Linked DNA regions of Mus musculus: all the other regions are linked to region 1. A link is a loop called in an ENCODE intact Hi-C map of the cell type or tissue named here. Cell type or tissue: heart. All regions are shown on one strand.

Region 1 (5,000 bases):
GACCACAACAAAATAAAGTAATTCACCATAGTCTTCACGACAAAGGAAACTGAGGCATGAGAATCACTTATACTAGAAGTTCTAGCCAGCCTGGACATCGTAGAAACACCTCATCTCAAAAGACAAAAACCAAAGCAAATTAAAAAATTAAAAAATAACAACCCACACCCCCACACCCCAAATAAGCTGGGTGCTGATGGCATACATCTTTAATGCCAACATTCAGGAGGCAGAGGCAGGTGGAGCTCTGTGAGTCCAAGGCCAGCCTGGTCTACAGAGCAAGTTCCAGGACAGCCAGGGCTACACAAAGAGAGCCTATAATGGGGTTGGGGGAGGTCAGATGTTGGGAGATAACTCAGTAGATAAAGCTATTGCTTTACAAGCGCATGGACCTGCATTAGAGTCTCCAGAGCCCAGGTAGAAATGCAATCCCAGCGTTGCAGACACTGGGACTCACTGGCCAGCCAGTGTAGTCTAATTAGTGAGTTCCAGACCAGCAAGGATGTCCTGTCTCAAAGGAGGTAGGTGGATGACGTCCCTAGGGATGGCACACAGGGCTGTGCTCCAGCTTACACATGCACACACACGAGCACACACACGTGCACACAAGCACACACATGCACACACACGAGCACGCGCGTACACACACACACACATGCGCACACATTAAAAAACAAAGTCGGGGGCTGGAGAGATGGCTCAGTGGCTAAGAGCACTGGCTGCTCTTTCAGGGGACTTGAGTTCAATTCCCAGCAACCACGTTGTGGCTCACAACCATCTGTAATGGCATCCAATGCCCTCTTCTGGTGTATCTGATTGAAGACAGTGACAGTGTACTCACATATATAAAATAAATAAATCTTTCAAACAAACAAGCAAAAATAAAACAAAGCCTGGATGACCAAGACCTGAGGCGGCTTTTCCGGCTTTGTCCCCTAGGTCCCTTAAATTTCCATTTTCCAACTACATTACCAGAAGCCTGGCACCACTCCTGGGCTGCCTCAGATTTGGCCAACTCCTACAGTACCCTAAAGGCAGTAGTTACCAGGCACAGGTGCTTCAAAGGCGCTCGCCCTTCTGCCAGCTCTGCCGGACTCTGCTCTGCTGTAAGATTGCATCACCACGAGCCCACCTGGCCGGGTTTCCCCAGACATCACAGAAGATGTCCTCATCCCTGCTCTGGCCCTCCCCCAGGTGGACTCTGGGCAGCCAGCACAGGCAGGGTCAAAAGGTAATTTCTATGTCCCGTGGCACTGCCACCTAGGCCTGATCAAGAGGACTCCATTTTTTTTTTAAACCACCCTTTCTAAAACCTAACTCGGCTTGAACGCTAGAATTATTGTTCTGACATGGAAACCCCGAGAACTAACCCACTGAAACAGCCTCATAAAACGGTTTCCGTTTTCAAGCTCGGAAGTCAGTCAGGGCATACTGAGGAGCCACCGCCCATCCCCACCTGGCTCCTATGGACTCCCTCACCTGAATCCCAGACCTTGGGAACTGACCGTGTGAAATCATCCTCTTTCTTGCATCATGCATGTCCACGTTGCACCTCCATACCCCTACCTCAAGCCACCACACCCAGATGGTGAAACTCGAGTCCCGGGGGAGCCCTCCACCCCCTGCAGGGGCCTGATGGGCAGCGCAGCTGGCCAATCCTAAGGTTCAGAGGGTAGGTCTGCTGGTTGACCGCTAGGTGAGGGATCCCAAGCAACTGGCTCTAAAGAGGCCCTGCCAGTAGTTAGTCATGAACTGTGAGGGTCACACATAGCTACCCCACCAGGCGATCTACTCTCAGTCTTCCTGAGTCCTAGGCTATTGAGGACAAGTAGCTTGGTCTGCTCTTTGTCAAGGGTAGCTGTGACACTGGTTTGCTGTTGCTGCTGCTGCTGCTGCTGCTGCTGCTGCTGCTGCTGCTGCTGCTGCTGCTTCTGTATCCTCTTTGGGAAATCAGACTCATAAAACTGCCACCCATTCGAGGTTCTCAAAGCAGAGCCATCTACCTGGAGCATGAAGCTTCCAAAAGCCCAGCTCTGGCTAATACTGCTGTGGGCATTGGTGTGGGTGCAGAGTACAAGATCTGCGTGCCCGTCCTGTGGGGGCCCAACACTGGCACCCCAAGGAGAACGCGCTCTGGTCCTGGAGCTAGCCAAGCAGCAAATCCTGGAGGGACTGCACCTAACCAGCCGTCCCAGAATAACTCGGCCTCTGCCCCAGGCAGCACTGACCAGAGCCCTCCGGAGACTGCAGCCCAAGAGCATGGTCCCTGGCAACCGAGAGAAAGTCATCAGCTTTGCTACCATCATAGGTGGGTGAGGGGAGAGAGACCGGGGACAGGAGACACAAGGAGAGGCCTGCAGGGGAGGCAGGAGGCGTGGGGTGTGGCAAGAGAAAGAGCTGGGGACACAGGCCGTCCAGGCCCTTTGCAGAGGTCTGTATGAGAGATGAGGGATGGTTGGGTAGGGTGGCCGAGTGTCAGAGAGAAGCTTTGTTCATGTTTTAATTTGCTTTTTTGTTTGTTTGTTTTTGTTTTTGTCTGAGCAGACAAATCCACTTCAACCTACCGCTCCATGCTCACCTTCCAGCTGTCCCCTCTTTGGTCCCACCACCTGTACCATGCCCGCCTCTGGCTGCATGTGCCTCCCTCTTTTCCGGGCACTCTGTACCTGAGGATCTTCCGTTGCGGCACCACTAGGTGCCGAGGATTCCGCACCTTCCTAGCTGAGCACCAAACCACTTCCTCTGGCTGGCACGCCCTGACTCTGCCCTCTAGCGGCTTGCGGAGTGAGGACTCTGGCGTCGTGAAACTCCAACTGGAATTTAGACCCCTGGACCTTAACAGCACCGCTGCGGGACTGCCACGGCTGCTCTTGGACACAGCGGGACAGCAACGTCCCTTCTTGGAACTTAAGATCCGAGCTAATGAACCTGGAGCAGGTCGGGCCAGGAGGAGGACTCCCACCTGTGAGCCTGAGACCCCCTTATGTTGTAGGCGAGACCACTATGTAGACTTCCAGGAGCTGGGGTGGCGGGATTGGATCCTGCAGCCGGAGGGATACCAGCTGAATTACTGCAGTGGGCAGTGCCCGCCCCACCTGGCTGGCAGTCCTGGCATTGCTGCCTCCTTCCATTCTGCCGTCTTTAGCCTCCTCAAAGCCAACAACCCTTGGCCTGCGGGTTCTTCCTGCTGTGTCCCCACTGCACGAAGGCCTCTCTCTCTCCTCTACCTTGACCATAATGGCAATGTGGTCAAGACCGATGTGCCAGACATGGTAGTAGAGGCCTGTGGCTGCAGCTAGCAACAGGGCCTGAAGGTTCTGGGTGAAGTTCAAGGTTCAAGTTGGGGGTTCCCACGTGTCTGGAAGCTCGAGTTCCGGATCCATACTGACACCCAATAAGCTGTGTAGCAGTATGCCTGGGTTTGACCCCTATGGAACTTAAATGGGCGTTTTCTTGTCCCAGATTCTGGCCTATTTCAGGCTGTTTCAAATGTGGACAGATGGGTAAAGCGTTGCCTTTCAAGGGACTGCCTGGCCAGCACCATTTTCTACATCAAGCCCTGTTCCAGGACAGCAGGGATGCCGTGGGAGGGAAGGAAGAACACAGGGAGAAACTATTTAGTCTCTCCCGAGAAAGAAGTTCCTCAAGTAATGAAGGCGGAAGTAGAAGGGTGGGCAGATTAGGAAAAGACAAACATACAGGCTAAGAACAGGGTGCATTGCCTGCTTTGACAAGGTCAAGAGGAAGAGGAGCAGGCGCCGAGGAAGGAGGGGTGTCGGGGTCCCTGGAATCGAGAATCAGTAAAAAGGGGTGCTGAACTCGTAAGTTCTTAGGCTTCCCCCTCGAGGACAGGACCCACGCGGGTGACATACATTTTATATTTTCTTAATAAAAAGGAGAAAGAAAAGCACCAGAGAATTGTGTAAGGGGTTGTTAAAATGGGCCAGAAGCGAAGTGTGGTTTGGGGACCTCTGTGCCCCAGCGGGTTTCTGAGACTTTCTCAGGGGTTTTCAAGACTATTTTCATAATCACACTGAGATGTTATTTATCATTTGCTACCATTATCTTTACATTGTACAGTGGGAACAGGGTGTGGTGGCTTACACTTATAACTACAGCACCGTGAGTTCAAGACCGGCCTTCATAGTGAATTCTGGGCTAGCCTGAGCTATAGAATGAGATCCTGTCTCAAAGCAAACAAACAAACAAACAAACAAACCAGACAGTCTTTCCAGAGTGTGTTATATGACACAGCTGATGACATGATTGCTGATATAGTCTTTTCCTTTCTCTCCTTTAAACAATTTTATTTATTTTTATTTTATGTGTATGAGTCTTTTGTCTGCATGTTAAGTGCAGCGCTGGCTTGCAGTGCCCGTGGAGTTCAGAAGAGGGCGCTAGATCCCTGGAACTAAAGTTAGAGCTGTGTGTAAATTACATGTGAGTACTGGGATTAACAGAACTCAGGTCCTCAATAAGAAAAACAAGCATCCCTAGTGGAGCCATCTCTCCTCCACCACCACCACCACCACCACCACACACACACACACACACACACACACACACACACACACACACACACACACACACACGCAAAGTTTGTTTTGTGTTTTGTTTGGAAACAGCCCAAGCTAGCCTGGAACTCTCAATCCTCCTGCCTCAGCCCCTCCTACCCTGGAATTAAAGGCATAAACCATCACACCTGGCTGTGTGTTCTTTTGTTACCATACTTTCCACTGTTTATACTTTAACACAATGCTGATATTCAGAAGTCATGCTTTAAAAGGCATGTAGGGTTTTTCTTAAAGACTGATTAAAGGAGTTCTAGAAAGTTGGCTCAGTGGTTCAGAGTGCCTACTGGGCCTGAGTTCAATTCTTAGTTCATAGGTTCGGTGGCTCACAACTACTTGTAACTCCAGCTCCAGGGGACCCAATGCCTCTTCCCTTTGAGGGTACACACACACACACACACACACACACACACACACACACACACTCAT
Region 2 (5,000 bases), 100 kb before region 1:
ACAGCACACTGTGGGCCAAAGCTAAGCTGGATGAAAGGACAGCCCTCACCTCTGGATAGCATCTTCCTTGGGACCTTTTCTTTGCTTTTGTCCTTGTCTTCCTTTTCAGAGACATCTTTTGTGGACTTTTCTTCCTCCTTGTCAGAGGGGCAGCTGATGTGCAGTTGAATTATATCCTTAAACAAAAGGAAAGAGGCATAGAATCAAAGCTGGGAAACAGATTGAAGCTCTCCGGCTCGGCTTAACTAAGAGCAGCCGTTGCTCTGATGGCGAAGCCCGTGTGCATTTCCCGGGCTCTCAGGGCAGCTCAGAACATCAGTAATGCTACTTCCAGAGGATCTGACGGCTCTTCTGACATCTGCAGGCATCAGGCACGCACATGACACACAGACAGACATTCAGGCAAAATGTTCACACACGTAAAATAAATCAATCTTTGTACAAACAAACTCTTTTTGTGTTTCCCTCAAAATCTAGTTAGTAAATCTTGGGAGGAAAGATTTATCTTTACTTCATTAAAAAAAAGTGTGTGTATATATGTGTGTGTGCATATGTGTGTTCATGTTTGTGTGTGTCCGTAAACTTGTGAAGGTCAGAGAACCTTGCCTGAGATAGGGTGCTGTGTGTAGTAGTCTGTCCCAGGCTAGTTAGCCTTTGCCTTGCAGAGACTCTTGTCTTTGCCTCTTACTATAGAAGCACATATGGTAGGCATATGAACTCAGCTCCTCATACCTACATGACAAGGCTTTACCCACTGTACTGTAAAAATGGCCACCATAGGCTCATAGTCACCAGGGAGTGGCACTATTTGAAAGGATGAGAAGGTGTGGTCTTGTTGGAGGAAGTGTGTCACTAGGGGTAGGCTCTGAGTTTTCAAAGAACCAAGCCAGGCCCAGTGAGTGGCTCACTTCCTGCTGTCTTTGGATCCTGATGTAGCACTCTCAGCTCCCTGAATGCATGCATGCTGCTATGCTTCCTGCCACTGTGACAGTGGACTAGCCCTCTGAACTGTAAGCCAGTCCAAATTACATGCTTTGCTTTGTAAGAGTTGCTGTGCAACTAAGATACCTACTGGATCATCTCCCCCGCCCTAACTTTATCTTATACAAGAGTGTCTATTGTCTATTGTTAATTACTTTGGGTTTTTTTGTTGTTGCTGTTGTTGTTGTTGTTGTTCCACTGACAGCAGAGGGCAACCTTTTCCTGTCAGAAGTCACAGCTGGAGCTGGGCGTGGTGGCACACACCTTTAATCCCAGCACGCGGGAGGCAGAGGCAGGAGGATTTCTGAGTTCGAGGCCAGCCTGGTCTACAGAGTGAGTTCCAGGACAGCCAGGGCTACACAGAGAAACCCTGTCTTGGAAAAAAAAAAAAAGAAAGAAAGAGAAAAGAAGTCACAGCTGAAGCTCTCTGGCTCTCCTTGCAAGAACAGGGTGGGAAGGGAGTGTCAGGAAGGATGTGTTCAGCCCCAGGTCCTCTGCCCCGGGAGCAAGACATGAAGACTCAAAATCCCCACTGTCACCATGGTAGATTACCACAGGAGCCTTTTTCTTTGTTTCTTTGTTAATGATGTATTTATTCTTATTTTAAGTGCATTGGTTTAGCCTGTGTGTGTATGTATGTGAGGGTGTTGGATCCTCTGGACTATCTGTATTTAACTGGAGTTACAAATAGTTCTGACCTGTCCTGTGGGTGCTGAGAATCACAACTGTAAAGTTTCTCTGGGAGAGCAGCCAGTGCTCCTAATTACTGAGCCATCTCTCCAGTCCCTCCATGTAAGTCTTGGTGGTCCAGGTCTATAATCCTAACACTTGGGATGCAGAGGCTGGAGTATCTAAAGTTCAAAGTCATCTTTGGCTACATATAGAGTTTGAGGCTAATCTGAGATACATAAGACCATGTCTCAAAATAAAATAACACTTTGTTTCTTGATTTCTAGGTCCAGTGTCCATGCTGGGGCTGCTACCATGCTTTACCCAACCACTGTCATGCTCAGAATAAACAGCACACAGGCTTGTAGAGGACCTACCTGGGTGTCTAGTGGCCCATCGACAAATGGAGTGGAGGATTCCTCACAGACTGCCAGACTGCGCACCAACTTGAGTTTGGAATTAGACTGAAAAAAAAACAAAACAAACAAAACAGCACAAAACATCAAAAACTACACCTCATACACACACACACACACACACACACACACACACAAACACACACACCCCTTTGGTGAATGTTTAGAAAACACTTTCTTAGACTCTATTAGTTGCAGTTTCTATTAAGTAGTGTTGTTGTTGTTGTTCTTTTTTTCTTTTATTTTTTTAAAATTGAAACAGGGTCTAGCCTTGTGGCTCTCGCTGCCCTGAAACTCATTATGTAGACCAGGTTAGCATGGGGGAGAATTTGGTGAATATTAATACTCATACAAACAGCCATTCTATAGAAGCCCTGAGTGCACAGAGAAGCCAGCAGCTCAGTATGAACAATACCAAACACTCTCGGGCTCCCTGGGGTCTGTCAGGTGTCATTTCAGGCTCAGATATAGACTGCCTGAATGGGAGAGAACAAACCAGACTCTCCAGTAGGAGATGTATGTATGTACATGTGCATGTAACAGCATTCACATACTCTGTGTGATGTACCCTTGAGATTGAGATACAAAAGGCAGCAAGAAAGCTTTTCTTCTATTTAACCTGAACAAGCCAGGCTCCAATGACACACACTTCTGAACTGCAGAATGGATCATGTCAGAAAGTAAGTGACAGAGGAAGAATGCTCACCTTGGCTCTTTTCCTGGCATGGCCATGACTGGATGTCCGTCTCTGTTGGAAGAGGATTAATTAGAAAATAGGAAAGGTGCAGATAATCAATATTTATAAGCAACGCATGCTAACAACCACACACTAATTACTAACTGGCTTTAAATGCCACCACAGGAAGTCGAAAGTGGATTGGAGTGGTACCGCCCCGTTCCAACTCCAGCAACTGTCATATAGAATAGATCCTATATATCTACTGTCGAAGCACCATTCATCAAGAAGATGAAGAATCAGAAGAAAATAATTTCCAAGGTTTTACATATTGATAAAAGCTTTAGACAAAGCATGGGATCCTCTCCTGACTGTACTCACTGCCAGAGCATGGAGCACTTTTTCCTCATAAGATTGCTCAAAGCAGTCTATTTACTCTATAGCGGAAGTGAAACATGATCCCTCATGCCTCTCTCTCATGTGTTCCAGCTGGCTTTGAACCCACAATATATGTGAGGATGACCTTGAATGTCTGAATCCTACAGGCATCCATTACCATACCTGGTTTATTTTGTGCTAGGGATCAAACTCAGGACTAAGTGCATGCTAGTCAGGCACTGGACCAAGTGAGTTCCTTCTTTTGCTTCCTCATTTGACAGGGTCTCTAAGTAGCCTAGGCTACCCTTGAACTTGCAACTCTCCTGCTTCAACCTCTCAAGCCCTGGAGTCACAGTTGCATGCAACTAAATCCAGTTACTTTATTTGTTATTTGTATATGTGTTTTGCCTGCATGTACATCTGTGCACACGTGCCTGGGTATGAATGGGCATCAGAAGAGGGCATCAGATCCCTTGGAACTGTAATTGTAGACAGCTGTGAGCAGCATGTAGGTTCTGAAAATCAAACCCAGGTCCTCTGGAAAATCATCTAGTTCTCTTACCTCCAGTCTCAATAACATTATTTTAATTATATTTTGTGTGTATGTGCACGTGTGTGTGGAATATAGTGGCAGTAAGTGGATAACTTGCCAGAGTTGTCTGTGGTTTTCCACCACTTGAATTTCAGGGATCAAAATCAGGGTGTCACACTTGGCAACAAGTTTCCCCTCAAGCACCTTCGCCGCCTTTTTTTTTTTTTTTAATATTTATTTATTTTATGAATGTGAGTACACTGTAGCTGTCCTCAGACACACCAGAAGAGGGCATCAGATCTCACTACAGATGGATGTGAGCCACCATGTGGTTGCTGGGAATTGAACTCAGGACCTCTGGAAGAGCAGTCAGTGCTCTTAACCGCTGAGCCATTTCTCCAGCCCCACCTTCGCCTTCTGAGCTGTGTCCAGAACACTTGTCCTATCTCTAGCTGTAGAAATGGAATGGGGAGGACTGGAGAGATGGAGAGAGAGATGGTTAAGAGCACTGACTGCTCTTTCGAAGGTCCTGAGTTCAATTCCCAGCAACCACATAGTGGCTCACAACCATCCATAACAAGATCTGATTCCCTCTTCTGGAATGTCTGAAGACAGCTACAGTGTACTTACATATAATCAATAAATCTTGGAAGGAAGGAAGGAAGGAAGGAAGGAAGGAGGGAGGGAGGGAGGGAGGGAGGGAGGAAGGAAGGAAGGAAGGAAGGAAGGAAGGAAGGAAGGAAGGAAGGAAGGAAGAAGGAAGGAAGGAAGGAAGGAAGGAAGGAAGGAAGGAAGGAAGGAAGGAGGAAGGAAGGAAGGAAGGAAGGAAGGAAGGAAGGAAGAAGGAAGGAAGGAAGGAAGGAAGGAGGAAGGAAGGAAGGAAGGAAGGAGGAAGGAAGGAAGGAAGGAAGGAAGGAAGAAGGAAGGAAGGAAGGAAGGAAGGAAGAAGGAAGGAAGGAAGGAAGGAAGAAGGAAGGAATAAAATGGGGAGTCTTCTCTCCAAATGCTTCTTCCCTCCACTGCCCTGGTTTTGGCTATTTTTTTTTAATAGTTTCTCTATGGCTGTCCTAGAACTCACTAGCCTCCAACTCAAAGATCCCCCTGCCTCTGCCACCTGAGCAATGCTTCCCTTCTTAAAACAAGAGAATTCTCCTAGTGCTACGTGTCCAGTGATGGTCACATAGCTTCTTTGGATAAGAGAAGGAATGAGACAGGAAGAAGAGCTAAGAGCATGGGGGGTAGTGAGTGATAGGATACAGAACACAGGGGAGACAGCGTTGTGCAGAACATCTGCTGAGGAAGAGGAAGAACCCTGAGGCAGGATGCAGTGCAAACAACTAAGCCCTTG
Region 3 (5,000 bases), 86 kb before region 1:
TTTTTTTTGAGACAAGTTGTCACTTTATAAATCTGTCTGGCGTGGATTAAAGGTGTGTACAGCCATGCCCAATGGGAAACCCTGTCTTAAAGGTATAAAGGGTAGAGAATGGAGGTAGAGATGTCCTCTGGCCTTCACACTCTATCCGCACAGTCAGGTGCAAATGCACTTGTCCTTAGTCCCTTGCACACAAACAAACACACCAAATTAAACACAGTGTTTAAAATGAGAGTGCTGTAAAGCCAATAGGAGGCACAGAAATAGTTTTGATGGTTTGTTTGACATAAACAAAAAATTAAGGAGTTAGGAGATTTTACTTTTGGCAGGAGAAACAAAAAGTGGCTAACTCATAAGTAACAGTAACTAAAACAAACCAAAGACATGAAGCTCCCAGGAGGGCCCATACAAGCACTTCCCTGTAAACTATTTGTATATGCAAAGGGAATACACTGCATAGGGATACCCAGAGAGAAAGCCAGACTCACTTCTATTCTCTTCTTGGCCTCTTTTTCTGAGACAGGGTCTGCTATGCACCTAAGCCTGGCCTGGAACCTGGAGTGAGCCCTACCTTGGCCTCCTGAGTGCAGTACTGTCGGACACATCAGCTTAGCTTTCGTTGTCTCCTTTATAGTCAATGTCCAATAGAGAAGTGTGTGTAAATAAGACAGCCCAAGGTACTGAGGATCCTGCCTTCCCCTGTTATAAATCCATGTAAGTTTTCTAGTCCTTCACTCATTCACATATGAAGAGCAAACTGCTGCAAAGTAATAGATTTAAAAATGTTTTATTGAGCCAGTGAGATGGCTCAGCAGGGAAAGGTTCACGTTGTCAAACGTGACATCATGAGTTCATTTCCTGGGGACCCCTCCCCAGATCATAACAAAGTATTTAATAATTATGTAGAGAACTAGGCATGGGGATGCATGCCTTTAACCCCAGCACTCGGGAGGCTGAGATAGGTGGATCTCTGAGTTTCAGGCCAGCCTGGTCTACAGAGCCAGTTCCAGGATATCAAGGGTGACACAAAGAAACCCTGTGTTGGCAAACAAACAAACAAAATTATGTTGGGGGTAGGCACAACTTTCTTCTCTTTCAACTGTTGAGGCATAGTCCGTTTCCTGGTTTTTTCCTGCTGCACTGCATATTCTAGGCTAGAACCCCTGGAACCAATGTAAAAATAGACAGATATGGCATGCATATATGTAAATCCAACACTCCTACAGCAAGATGGAAGGAAGAGACATGAGAATTAGTCAGGGGCTCCTAGGCCATCTAGCCTAAAGTATGCAGTGCAGAAATAGAAACAAGAAAGATCCTGCCTCAGTAAGGTAGAAACGGAGAACTAATTTCCAGAAAAGTTGTCCTCTGACTTCTATGTACATATGGTGAGACACATCTACCCACCCAAATACATAAACAACAGCAATCTAAACAACAGCGATAACAACAAGACGTTAAGGGGTGGAGATGGGCAGTGGCTGTGTAAGAGCACGTGCTGCTTTTGCACGGGCCCCTGGCAGCTCACATGTGCTTGGAACTACAACTCCAGGGAACTGGAAAACTCTCTTGGCCTCCTCAGGCACTGCGCTAACATGCGCGCGCGCGCGCGCACACACACACACACACACACACACAATTTTTAAAAATTTAAATAAAATCTTTTGAAAATACTATGAAAGGATTATTCTTTCAAAGCTGTAAAAGAAACATGTAACTATAGTCTCAGAGCAACAGGCTGGTAAACCTGAGCTGTGCTGTGAGACCCTGTCTCAAAAAAACCACAAACGGGGGCTGGTGAAATGGCTCAGTGGGTGAGAGCACCCGACTGCTCTTCCGAAGGTCAGGGGTTCAAATCCCGGCAACCACATGGTGGCTCACAACCATCCGTAACAAGATCTGACTCCCTCTTCTGGAGTGTCTGAAGACAGCTACAGTGTACTTACATATAATAAATAAATAAATCTTTAAAAAAAAAAAAAAAAACCACAAACAAGGGAGGGGCTGGAAAATGGCTCAGCAGATAAGAGCACTTGCTATTCTTACTACCATATGTAACTCCATTTCCAGGAGACTGGATGCTGTCTTTGACATGGTGTGCACGTACGTGTATATGTGTGTGTTTGTGTGTGTGTGTTTATACAAATATTTATATATATTTTATATGTATATATACACACATATACATACATTCAGGTAAAACACTCATAAAAATAAATAATAAAATAATCTAAATTTATAACACAAATAATAAAAAATCTAAATCTAAAGAAAAAAAACAAAGAAAAAAGTAAGTAAAATTAATCTGTGGTGATTAGGTCAGAAAGTAGTTGCTTTAATGAGGGGCAAGAGCAAGGCAGATAATGACTGATAACCAGACAATCTTGCTGGATATGGTGGCTCATTCCTAGAACACTTGGGAGGTTAAGACAAGACAGTTGCCATGAGTTTCAGGCCCATCTGGGCTACGGAGTGAAACCCTGCCTCCAAAACAAAAGCAATCAAACCCAAAATAAACAACAACAACAAAAAAAATCTATTTTGTTTGCAGTAATTTTTTTTTCTTTTTTTAAGATTTTGGTTGTTTTTTGTTTTGTTTTTTTAAAGATTTTTGTATGTATGTATGGAGTACACTGTTGTTCTCTTCAGACACCAGAAGAGGGTACCAGATCCCATTACATACAGTTGTAAGCCACCATATGCTTGCTGGGAATTGAACTCTGGAAGAACCTGTGGAAGAGCTGTCAGTGCCCTTAGCTGCTAAGCCATCTCTCCAGCCCCATTAAGATCTATTTTTGTGCTGGAGAGATGGCTCAGTGGTAAAGAGTACCAGTTAATCTTTTAGAAGACCCAGGTTCAATTCCTAGCACCCACATGGCAGCTCACAACTGTCTGCAACTCCAGTTCCAGGAGATCTGACATGCACATAGAGCACCAAGGCACACTAAATAAATAAGTAAATCATTGTTTAACACAAAGACAAGTGTGTCTTGTGTCTGTGTGGCCAGAAGAGGTTGCTGGATCCCCTGGAAATGGAGGTAACAGATGGATGTGTACAGCCATGTGGGGTCTTGGAAACTGAACCCTGGTCCTTTGTAAGAGGAGAGAGAAAGAGATCTTAATTACTGAGACAGTTTTCCAGACTCTGCAGTGTGGTTTTATAGCTGCAGTATATAACTTCCAAAACTCATTAACAGAAAATTTAAGATCTGTGTATTTTCCCGTTACACCCACATACACACAAAACAACAACAACAAAAACAAACAAACAAACAAACAAAAACCTTAAGAAGCCAGCAAGATAGCTCAATGGGTAAAGAAAGGTACTGAACCTGCATGATAGACAGAAAACCAACTTGTGCAAAACTCTCCCCTGAGCTCCACAAACCTCTGCCCCCACAATAAACAAAGAAAGCCAGAAAAAGAAAGAAAATGAAAACTTAAAAGAAACACTTTCAGGAATTAATAAGAACAAAGGATTAAAAAAATAAAGTGTGTGTGGGATACTAGGAGTTAAGAGACTTAGGGGTTGGGATGGAGGAGAAGGCGGCGTGGGAGGTGGTTAACTAAAATTAAATATGTACACATATGGATATATATGTATGTATATGTGCATGTACACACACATGTACATCCCCCCCACCCCGACTTATGAAGCCACTACTTTGCAATATAACTTACAAATCTAACAAAAGGCAGCTGAGAGGCTCAGAGGTTAAGAGCACTGGCTGCTCATACAGAGGACTCAGGTTCGATTCCTAGCACTTATATGACATTTATAACAATCTGTAACTCTAGATCCAACAGAGCGCTCAGCCCTAAACGGAACACGTCTGCCAACTCTCCCACAGGGTCAGGTACGCTGCTGAAGACGGGAAGGAAGGTGAGATCCAGGTGCTGCGGGCTATGAATGCTGCCTTGAGGACACGATACCTGCACTACAAGCTCATAGCTGCTGTGATTACCTGCATAAGACACACAAAAGACCAAGCCAGCAAGGTCAGTCAGCATTCTAGCAGGCAGCGCTAACTGGACTCAGGAGGTGCCCCAAGTAGGGAGGGGAGGGGACAAGGTGGAAAGACATGCTGGGGATTCTTGGGGTACAATGAGAGAGGGGAATTGGGGTGAAAATTATTAAGAAACATTGCATACATGTCTGAATTTTATAGAGAACAAATGAAAGATATTAAAATAATAAAACAGTAGAGGCCCATGCACCAACAACCATCTTATTTTCTTTCTTCCTTTCTCTTTCTATTCTCTTTCTTTGGGGTTAAGAGGAGTAAAGTATACTTCAGAGTCCTGCTGGTCTGGAACTTGCTATGTAGATTAGGTCAGCCTTGAACTCACGGAACACTACCTGCCTCTGTCTTCTTTTTGTTTAGTTTTGTTTCTGTTGTTGTTTGGCTGGTTTTTTTTCTGCTTTCTTAGTGCTGAAATTAAAAGTGTATGCCACAATATCCAGCAAACTCTTATGTTTTCTGACAGAATTAGGAAAGAAAATGATGTCCATACTAACTGAGCAGGACTATGGGCCCACTGCTTTATGCACTTGAGTTCTTACCTACCGACCACAGCTACCGACTCATCAGCCCTGATCAGGGCACATCATAAGGAAGCGGAAGGAGACCAGAACCTCAACGCTGTCTGACTTCAATGTCCACACTGTTCAATGTCTACAGTGACTTTCTAAAAGATTTTTTAAAAGCTAATTGTAAAAATTGTGTGTGTGTGTGTGTGTGTGTGTGTGTGTGTGTGTGTGTGTGTGTGTGTGTTTGAGTACAGGTGCCTGAGGAGCCCAGAGGTATCTTATCCCTGCAGCTGGAGTACAGGGGTTCAGGAGCCACCTCACATGGGTGCTAGGAACTGAACTCAGGCCTTCTGCAAGAGCAGTATGCACTCTTAACTGCTGAGCCCTCTCTCTTAATGTCTACATTTTTAAAATAACAAAACAAAGCAAAGTCTACATTTGTTCTATGACTTTGATATTTTTCATTTCCTTA
Region 4 (5,000 bases), 72 kb before region 1:
CCTGCCTCAAACAAGGTGAAAGAAAAGAACCAACTCCAACTCCTCAAAAGTTGTCCTGACTTCCATATGTGCTTCACATAGAAACAAATAAGTTCCCAGTAACGTGGAAACGCAGGTAGCATTACCCTATTTGATTTCTAAATATCATGAATGATGGCTAACGCTAACTCAGTCTTTAAAATACCTGGGAACCGAGGCATAAGGAGATGCTTGAGTCAGGAAAGCATGAGGATGTGAGTTTGGATCCCTAGCACCCATGCAAAAAAGCTGGGCCTATGATCCTTGCACTGGGAAGTAGAAGACAGGGAGAAGACAGAAGGACCCTGGGGTTCACAGACCAGCCAGTCTGCCCAATCAGTAAGCGAGAGACTGTTCCAGTTAGCTTGACAACAGCCCAGAGCTGAAGGAGTTTCAACTGGGGAACTGCCCAGATCAGATGAGCCAGTGAAAAACTGTCCTGATTGCTGACTGCTGTGGGAGGACCCAGCCCACCATGGGGAGCACCATCCCGAGGCAGGTGATCCTGGGCTACATACAAATGACAGCTAAGCATGAGCCCAAGAGTCAGCTTGCGGATGAGCCGTCATCAGCGCTTCCTCATGGGTCTCTTCTAAGATCCCTGCCTTGAGTTTCAGCCTGACTTTCCTCGATGATGGACTGTAAACTGTAAGAAGAGAGCAACCTTTTCCTCTCCAAGCTGCTTTTAGGTCAGAGTTATTTATCGCAGCAACAGAAAAACAAAATGGAATGGACAACCAGTCTCAAACAAACAAACCATGGATCCCTACAGAGGAGGATATGACAATCTGGACCTTTTGCTCCACAGGCATATTATGTGGGTCTGAACATGTACACATACATATACCACACACACACACACATGTGCACAAAGATAAATTAAAAAAAGAAAAGAAAAGAAGACTGGCAAAATAGCTCATTGGAAAAGGGCACCTTGGGACAACATAGTAGAAGGAAGGAAAGAGCAGATTTCTACAGCTTGTCCTGACCACCTCACACATGCAATGGCATAGATGTGCTCATACACACACACACACAAGACACAAAATAACATAAAATCAGATTGGCCAGTGAAAAACTGCCCTGATGTGGGAGGGCCTAGCCCCCCATGGGGAGCACCATCCCTAGACAGGTGGTCCATAAATAAGACCTGGTAAATGTTATGTATAAAAAAGCTCAGTGGTTAAATGCACTGGCTGCTCTTACACAGCTAGGGCTCCATTCCCAGCCCACCGCCATCAGTAACTCCAACTGCAGTTACCTCACCTAAGCTCCTCCAGAACCAGGGATGCATGAGGTAGAGAGTTGTACATGCAGGCAAAACACTCATATACATAATAAAAATTATCTTAAAAACGATTAGGGTTTAGAGGGAGAAAAGGGAAGGGAGAGAAAGATTCACTTATGTATGTGCCTGTGCCTGTTACCCGTGGGGGACGGAAGAGGGCATCAGTTCCCCTAGAACTAGAGTTACTGATAGTTATGACCTGCCAGGTGGGTCCTGGGAACTGAACTCAGATCCTCTGCAACAGCAGCCAGTGCTCTTAACCACCTCTTAACCATCTCTCCAGGCCCATAAAATTTAAATATAATAAAAATATTTTAAGGTAGAAAGTGATCATGGAAGACTCCCAGTGTATATCTCTGTATATGTATTTATACACATATAAATTTTTAAAAAGTGTTATAGGACTGTCTTTTTTGTTTGCTTTATAGTGTGTGTGTGTGTGTGTGAGTGACAGAGAGAGAGAATGTGTGTGTGAGTGACAGAGAGAGAGAGAGAGAGAGAGAGAGAATGTGTGTGTGTGTCTAGGTAGGCAACTCAGAAGGTAACTTGTGGAAGTGACTTCTCTTTTCACCACATGGGTTCCAGGGACTGAATTTAGAATTTAGTTTATCCATCAGATTTGACAGTTAAGTGCCCTCCCTAAACCCTAACCTACTGAGCCACCTTAGAGCCTTAGCTCACAAACAGAAAAGGCCCATATCCCTATGACCCTTAAAAATATCTAGGGAGTGGGTACTATTATACTCATTTTACACATGAAAAAAAAATAGTTGATAACTATCAGCAATTGGTAGAGCAAACATTCAACAAGAATGCTTTTTGCTCTTTATTTTGTTTTTTTGTCAAGACAGTGTTTTTCTGTGTAGCCCTGGCTCTCCTGGAATTCAATCTGTATATCAGTCTGGACTCAAACTCAGAAATCCACTTGGGGGGTGGGGTGGACCACACCCAGAGGAACCCCTTTCTTAAAGTGAAACTAATAACAGGCTATTAACAAAGGGGAGAGGCTAGGAGAAAGAGGTGTTCAGAAACGGTCTCCTGTCAGCATCACCAGAACTCACTCCGGCAGCACCAGGGCTGCAGGGGCAGAGGCAGGAGGATGAGGAACTCAAGGTCATTGTTGGCTATCGGCAAGTCTGAGGTTGTCCCCAGCTGTGCGAGACCCTCTTTTCAGCAATTAGATAAGTAAATAAATCATATAAAACAATACAGTCAGTGTTGCCAAAATGTCTTCCCAACATGTGTTTTTAATTATTCTTAAATTATGCTAAATCACCCTCTACAAAAGCTTTGATCTTTCCCTAATCCTCCAAAAGGGAGAGAGTGAAAGAACACGAATGATAAAAAGAAACTGTAATCTTACTTTTCTAACACCTTTAAGAGCTTTTTTCCTTGACCTTTACTAAAGCCCTGATAATTAGAAAACAAAATTAAAAAGACACTTTTAGTTGAAAGAAAATAATCTTTTGGTATTTTTTAGGGAGCTTGGAAATGACTGAAACGGTTAAAAAAAAAAGGCTTTAGATATATCCTACCCACCCCTAAATCAAATGAAAACCACGTTTTAAAAAACTGTCATCTTTTAATTTCCCAGCAGTTCTTCCTCTCACAGGCTATTCCTGCTCTGGCTGCAGACAGTGACGTCAGAGCAGTCTCCCAGCAACGGCTGAGGAGGGCTGTCCACCACAGGGGTTTCCTGAAAAGCTAATGAGAAATTACCCACATATTTGCTGAAATATCAAGATGCAGAGCCGCAGTGGAACCATGCTTACCACCACACTTGCAGCCCTGCCTCTGTCTCCAGTGAAGAGAGAGCATCCATTGCTCTTCATTTACTCTACAGCTACCCTTGTCTCCTCCACCCTACTTCCGGCTAAATAAAGTTAAATTGTTAGTCTGAAACATTTATGGATATAATAAATTACTGAGGTACCACAGAAAATAGAACTGCATATCTAAGCAAAACAGCCCAATCTAGGTTTTTTTTTCACTTCTTACGAAGAATTCTGAATAATGGCAGTACAAAACAAGAAATAAATCAAGACAGAAAATAAACAGGCATGTTGTTAAAGGAACAAGTTGGCATGTGCTATCCAAATATGCATGCTTTATACACAAGGCGGCTTTAGCTTTTCCTAGGCTCTAGTCTACTGAGTTCTTCAAACTGACCTCCGCAGGTCCCTTCAGAGATCATCTATATTAAAATGGACAGGCTTAAAAGGAACTGAAAGCACAAATAGAATCCAAAACTAACCATCTAGGGCTGTTAAAGCTCACAACTAGGTTTATACCTCGCAAATCCTTCCTAACCTTTGCTTTAGCTATACAGATTCAAAATTAAATTTTACTCTGAACTACAATGGCAAGGACTTTTATATAACTGCCTATTTTGAGGTCTGGAAAACAGCACACAAAGTGACCAGGACCAGTATAAATACAGAAAAATCCCACACTCCAAAACTCAAATTTAAATTAACAGCTTCTGGGTTCTAAAACCTTCATGAGCTCGTTTTCCTTCTACATTTAGAAATAGCAATTAGGTAAAATTCATTAGCATCAGCACTCACGGGGTTAAATTCAAGCACCTTGCTTCAGCGATCCGACTCTGGTCTAAGCCTGCTGTGAGGAGAAACAAGCACAGGTACCCTATGGCTAAACATCCCACTCCAGCCTCAGCTCCAGTCAGTGGTGCCCAGCCGGCAGCGAGTCACAAAGACTTCAGATCCATTTTTCTTCTTCCTTCTCTCTGACCCCTCCCTCACAGAAGAAAAAGACTGCAAACAAAATAATACGTCACTGGAGGCAGAGGGAATCCCATCTCTGCACTCTTTAGAAACCAGAGCCAGCAAACAAAAACAAGCCAATTATAAGGAACAAACAAGCCACCCAAAATTAACAGTGGCAAACCCAGAGAATACATCAAACAGCATTTGTAGGAAAACAGTTTAGCAAAATTCTCCCAGATGCTTGTAAACACAAAGGCTCTGGAGATGCGACAAAGGCGACATATTTCTCCTTAACACATCTGATGAGTAGGGACAGTTACATAAAGACACAGGACACAGAGGCACAGTCACCAGTCGGGCATGGAGGGAGAGCTGGGTAATGACACAGTGAAGGATATTTATAGGGGATTCCCTGCTTCCTGCAATGTGCGTCAACAGCATCACCAAAGAGAACAGAAATCACAGTGATTCTCATAAGCAAAATCTGAATGAGGCATTGCTTAAAATAATCATGGAAGAAGTAGAAATCAGCAAACAGTACAAGTTCTAGCAAACCTAATATTTAAAATATTTTAAAGATAAAAACAGCCTCTGAAAATGTCCAGAAAACCCCCACAATATTTAACATTTGAAAACTGAATTTCCATAGTGTATATTGTACAGAGAAATCAACAGTGCTATTTTAAAATGCCAATTTTTGTCACCTCTCCTCTCTCAGCCTGTGAAGTCCAAGGACTTTTATTTAAAGAAAGAAAATTATCCAAAACTCACCCCGGATGGATCTGCACTTACACCAGCAGCGAGCTCACATTATTAATGGAGACCTCATTGTAAGGATCTGTTCTGCCTGCCGGAATTTTGCCGGAAGAAATTCCTTCTGGGAAACCTGTGCCTCTTCCCCCGCCCACAGTCCCCAGCCAGCCCCCCCCCCCCACCCTTGAATGAAATGCTACTGATCCTTGTTGCTG
Region 5 (5,000 bases), 110 kb before region 1:
GCTGAGTGACTGTACTAACCTGATGTCATTCAGATATCCATTCTGGCCGGTCTAGATAGAGGAGAAAACGGAAAATAACTCATAAGAAAATAATAAGGCACAACAGAAAAGGATGTCCACGATGCTATGAACACTCATACTCTTCAAACCCAAACTCTCACCCATCAACAGGGAGGGAGCAAGGCTAGGGTGACCCACACCGCCTTACCCCAGACCAGTTTCTCACCTGTCGTGTGAAAACATTTGGCAGGTTTAGCCTTTCCACAGCATTTAAAATGCAGGTGGGTAAGGGGAGAAGTGTCAGAGGAGGGACAGGAAAGCCACAAGCCTCATTACCCCCCCTACCCCAGCTCTACATTCATTGCTCTAGCAGTGAACTGAGTGTGATGATTGCCATACGTTATCTCAAGCACGGTCAAAGGAAGGGGGCATGAAAAGGAAACTTCATTTTTTGGAAATTAACCTCAGTGGCTGTTTCTCTTTCTGCCCTTTGTTTGGCCACATGAAAGGCGCTGTGCCTTGAGTCCCATCATAGGTGAGATATTGGGGATGCAGATACTTTTTAGGGCCTAAAAAAAGGAGGACATTGAAGTCTGAGACAGTTCCACCAGGATCATTTTCTGACAAAGCCACTGAGCTGAGTGAAGTGAGCCCCGTGGTGGACCCCAAACCTTCGGAAAGGCACTGAGGATGGGCGTCCAGCTGTTGAGCACAGCAGGCTCTGCACAGGGCAGCGCAGGCTCTAGAGAAGGCTGCAGCAGCAGCATTTCCATCCGAACACCCTTCTTGGCACTTCCCGTTCTTCCGGGCCTGTCCTTGTCCTCCTCACTCTACCCTTCCTCATTCCCTCTGACTGGGCGGGCTCCTCTCCACAGGAGTCTTTGGAGGGTGGTGGGCTTTGGCCATTTCTCCTCATCTAGATCTTCTGACATTCCCGAGGCCTCTACTACAAGAGCTAGGAAATACTGAAACAAAAGTGATAAATCCACAAGGATTTAACAAAGAATACATGTATTAGCAGAGGCTTGAGAGACTAGAAATCAGGAAGAAAAGGGAGAGAAGCACTAACTTTGCCTTTGCTATGGCTGTAGGTAGCTACGTCCCATTACGGTGACAACCAGCTCAATGCCCTGAAAGAAGCCATCTGTGCTTTCAGACAACAGGGCTCTGCCAGGGCCTGACACAGTGAGGCTGGGGAGTACACACACAGTCAGCTATGCTGTCACTGCTGTACTACCTCATCTAAGAGTCCAGAGCAGAGCACGCTATCAAGAGGTAGCTTCCATTAGGCTGTGACCATGGACACTAGCGCCAGAGTCTACAGCAAACACCAGCACTCTGGTTAACTAGCATTGTTATGCTAGGCTGTTACCAAATCTCTGTGTCTTAGATTCTTCTTTATAAAGTGAGAGAAATAATTAAAATTACTTTACAGACCTGTTGTGAAGATGACATAAGTTAACCTACAAGAAATGCCTAAAAGATAGCAAGTACGACATAAGCATTTCTATTCACAATTTAGGGTCATCCTGGCCATAACCGTGACATCTCTCCTCTCATTCTACCCACCTGGTTTGCAGGTAATGTGCTGAAGTCTCTTGAGTAGGAATAATTTGGAGGACAGACTTTTCTGACTCATAATGGAAATCTATATAATAGAAGGTAAGAAGACTGCCTCTTGAATCCTAGGCCAGAAAGCTTGTTGTGTGCCACTTTCCATAAGGATTCTTAAAAGCACTTGGCTCTCTGTCTAGACAACGAACAAACATTTTTTCTGGAGTGGAGACCATTATTTTTCTGAGTGAGGTGATGATGAAAAGACACACACATTGTTTTGTGTGCGTTTGTGTGTGATATAAAAATGGGAGCGGTGTCTTGATGAAAGAAGAAGAACAGAGGAACGGTGGGAGAGCAGTGTCCATCCACATGATTTAAACCTCCTTTGTTGCTAAGATATTACTCTGTCTGGGTCCACGTGTTTTGAAGATCTGTTCTTCTGTTGCTAATCTAACTTGTCCCTGCAATCCTGCTCTACATCTCTTAGACTAACAGGCAAAGGCAACTAGACACAGGGTCACAAGTGCATTTGATATGGCCCACAGTTCTTAAAGATAAAGTTACCTAAGCTGGCTGACTGTTGCCCTTTGGACCATAAAGCCACTCCTGTTCTAGGAGCAAGGTAAGAAATACAGGAAGAGGGGGCTTCCTGTCCCAGTAGTGTCCTGTGCTTGGGGACTGTGGGACCTGTAGAGGATGCCGCCAGAACAGCCCTTTAATAAAGAAAGCATCAATATATCCTAAAAACAAACTGGCCAAACAAGATGTGTGTTGAGCCTGTATGGAATCTGAGTCTTCTCCTGAGAAGCAAAGATGTGTAGAACAGACAGCAGGAGTTGGAAGGGCGAGTGGGAGGAGAGTGGGCAGGAGAGACTTAGGGCCCTTCATCAGCTCTGCCAAAACCAATTCCCTTTCCAGTCTAGTCATAGTTACCAAATTCAGCCACTCCAAGTCTTGGCTCTCTTTGTATAGCACACAGCAGAATGTATTCCAACACAAGTGAAACCCTGCAGCTTCTCAAGAAGCCACGCTCAGGGTTAGAGGTCAAATCTTGGACTGACCGATGTTGGTGAAAAGAAAAGAAAAAGAAACAAAAGACCCAGCAACATTTATGGAGGGTTCATTCCATTCACAGTGCCAGAGATTAAGAGCTAAAAGCTATGGTCTGACAACTCTCAGAAGCTACACTTACCTCTCGGGCAAATATTCTCTCTCGGACCCTTTGATATTCCTCCTCTCTCTCTTCTATTGACTTGCTCCTCCTTCCATCCTGCAATGGAACTCTCATCTAGATCGGTGAGCAGAATTAAGCTAGTTAAGTTCTCCTCGTACTGCAAGCTCACTGCACACCAGCAAGGAAGAGAAACTGGGAAAGTTTACAGTTGCCATAAAAAAAAAAAAAAAAGGAAAATAAAGAAATAAAGTAAAATTTCCACTGGGCACATCTGACCATGCAGTTTGGGAGATCAGCTTTTCTGGATGGTAGAGGACTTTTCCCACCCTCCCCCAAACCCCAAATATCAAGAACAACAACTATGTATAAGGATTGGGTCGATTCCTTGGGGTACTCAGGTACTGCTCAGTCAGTAAAGATCAAGAAAACAGCCTGGGAAAATAAACAACAGTGCTTTAGAGGGCAAGTGAGGGGAAGAAGGACGCTGAAAGGGCACAGATGTAAGTGTTTAGCACAGCTGAACACAGAGGAGGGTTACAGAACTACACTGAGCAGGACCCTTCTTCAGTCACTACTGCCACATCCTAGCAACCCAAGTCAAGCAGGACTTAGTAGAATCTCCAGAGTGAGATTCTCACTCACTCAAAGACTAAGCATTGTTCTCATCTTAATTACAGCAATTGAGGGGAGTTGAGGAGACAGAAATACGAAGAGAACAGCGCAACACAGGAGAGAAAGAGAGAACAAATGGAAAGAAATGAGCAGAGAAAGGAACAGATAAATGAGGCACAGTGAAAAGAGGAGAGGAAGACAGCAAGGGTAGAGGAGGAGACGGGGGACAGAGAGACGTTCATGTTCTCTGACAGAGTGACAGACCAATGTTGGATGGGCAAATGACCACTCTGGCTAGCCACCACCTAGCTTCCCACCACCATTTTTCCTCTTGATGCTCTTTGTGAACCCTGTCCTGGGCCAGTGTAACAGAACCCTTCTCTACGTGACCACAAAGGCAAGGAGCTCCAAGAGGGAACCCATTACTCAATGTCATCACACTACAGGCAACTCTGACCTTCAGTCAGAGGCTCCAGATGAATCTCTGAGGAACCCACTGTTCTAGGCCAAAACTCTCTCTCTCTTTACCTGTTTCTAAAGGCAGCTCCAGACTTCTAGGGTCTTAGATCTAATTAGATAAGATACTGTCCTCCACACACTTTGGATCCTGTATTCTACTAATGTGTTTATCAGCTGTATTACAAGGAGACACAAGGCCCTCGACAAGCTGCCCAGCTTCGAGCACAGCATACCCATGGCAGGGTAGAAAGCATAACTGGGCATCAAGGTGAATCCCGCTGCAGACTCCCAGTAAACTTACTTCAGGCAAGTAACGTAACATCTGGTAGACTCAACATTTTTATGTGTAAAGTGGGGTTAGTAACCCCATTTACATTGGGTTGTGGAAAGGATTAAAAGAGATAACATATATGTTTAAACCAAAGCTCAGCTCAGGGAAAACAATAAAATAATAATACTATGTTTGTTACTAATACCACAGCCAGAAAGCACACAGAATCTACTCTACTAGGGACCAAGCTTGAAGCTGTGAGAGGAAAAGTTCACAGTAGAAACAGATTCCATTCCATTCCAATGCGCCTGTGGGCCTGAGTACTTCCTGATCCATGAAGAGGGGCTTTGGGGAAATGTAGAGAAGGGCATCAGGATGGAAAGGCTTTTTCTTGTTTTACAAAAATTTGTCTTTTGTAGTTTTCTTTGCTTTCATTCAGACCCAGCGTGTTTGTCCACATTAGATAGTGGTGTCTTTCTTAAAAGGACTCCCTTTCATATTCAAGTAGCAAGCAACAAGGTCCTGGTCTCAAGACCACATAGAATCTCATGAAACCCAAGTGTGACTGTAGACATGAGGTACTGTTATATGGTTACTACTCCTCACCAAGACTCACACTGGTTCTACCTGACCACACTCTTCAAATCTAATTCCCTTTGGCAGCCAAGCAGATGTAGGATAACTCTAAGCTCCCCACTTAGCTAAGAAAGCTAATCCTCAATCATTTGCTACCTAAAGGGACAAAGGTCAGCACAGCAGCCAGCCCCACCGTAAGTGAGGGGATAGGACAGTGTAGCATGTTTACTGCTTAGTTCCACAGGAGTGGATCCAAAGGGACCTGAGTTCCCAGCACTCAAAGTCAGATTAACTCACCATGGTGAAAGGAGCTGGGAAAGATGAAGTAGTTTATCAAAGGGGATCAAAGAC

Evidence for each region. A loop is a pair of places that touch in the nucleus more often than their neighbours do. Peaks named below come from ENCODE experiments on the same cell type or tissue, not always from the same donor. Only the 100,000 strongest peaks of a DNase experiment are listed, where the experiment ranks them.
Region 2: it touches region 1 in a loop (2.7-fold over the local background); 5 of 42 quality-filtered maps call a loop at or near these places.
Region 3: it touches region 1 in a loop (2.8-fold over the local background); 12 of 42 quality-filtered maps call a loop at or near these places.
Region 4: a loop joins it to region 1, with 2.5 times the contacts of the local background. A loop is called at or near these places in 12 of 42 quality-filtered maps.
Region 5: it touches region 1 in a loop (2.3-fold over the local background); 5 of 42 quality-filtered maps call a loop at or near these places.

The regions. Positions count from the first base shown.
Region 1 is chr10:127,348,556-127,353,555 of GRCm38, reverse strand. It overlaps Inhbe (inhibin beta-E), which reads left to right and starts at 1,708. Exons shown (of 2, transcript NM_008382.3): 1 at 1,708-2,308; 2 at 2,545-4,154. The coding sequence starts at 2,011. The coding sequence ends at 3,299. In heart, CTCF peaks have their summits at 2,779 (motif pointing left) and 4,377 (motif pointing right); a DNase peak (open chromatin) is centred at 2,855; H3K4me3 peaks cover 878 bases; H3K27ac peaks cover 670 bases; H3K27me3 peaks cover 960 bases.
Region 2 is chr10:127,449,806-127,454,805 of GRCm38, reverse strand. It overlaps R3hdm2 (R3H domain containing 2), which reads right to left. Exons shown (of 26, transcript NM_001168292.1): 4 at 2,773-2,814; 5 at 2,028-2,114; 6 at 50-176. Among named protein-coding and RNA genes, the nearest start is that of Gm23819, 48 kb to the right of the region's middle. In heart, no CTCF peak of the experiment used is centred here; no DNase peak of the experiment used is centred here.
Region 3 is chr10:127,434,958-127,439,957 of GRCm38, reverse strand. The region is part of intron 2 of R3hdm2 (R3H domain containing 2); the gene reads right to left. Among named protein-coding and RNA genes, the nearest start is that of Gm23819, 33 kb to the right of the region's middle. In heart, a CTCF peak has its summit at 2,647 (motif pointing right); no DNase peak of the experiment used is centred here; H3K27ac peaks cover 307 bases.
Region 4 is chr10:127,420,240-127,425,239 of GRCm38, reverse strand. The region is part of intron 2 of R3hdm2 (R3H domain containing 2); the gene reads right to left. Among named protein-coding and RNA genes, the nearest start is that of Gm23819, 18 kb to the right of the region's middle. In heart, no CTCF peak of the experiment used is centred here; a DNase peak (open chromatin) is centred at 2,969; H3K4me3 peaks cover 460 bases; H3K27ac peaks cover 1,216 bases.
Region 5 is chr10:127,460,033-127,465,032 of GRCm38, reverse strand. R3hdm2 (R3H domain containing 2) reads right to left here. Exons shown (of 26, transcript NM_001168292.1): 11 at 2,750-2,845; 12 at 20-51. Among named protein-coding and RNA genes, the nearest start is that of Stac3, 39 kb to the left of the region's middle. In heart, no CTCF peak of the experiment used is centred here; no DNase peak of the experiment used is centred here.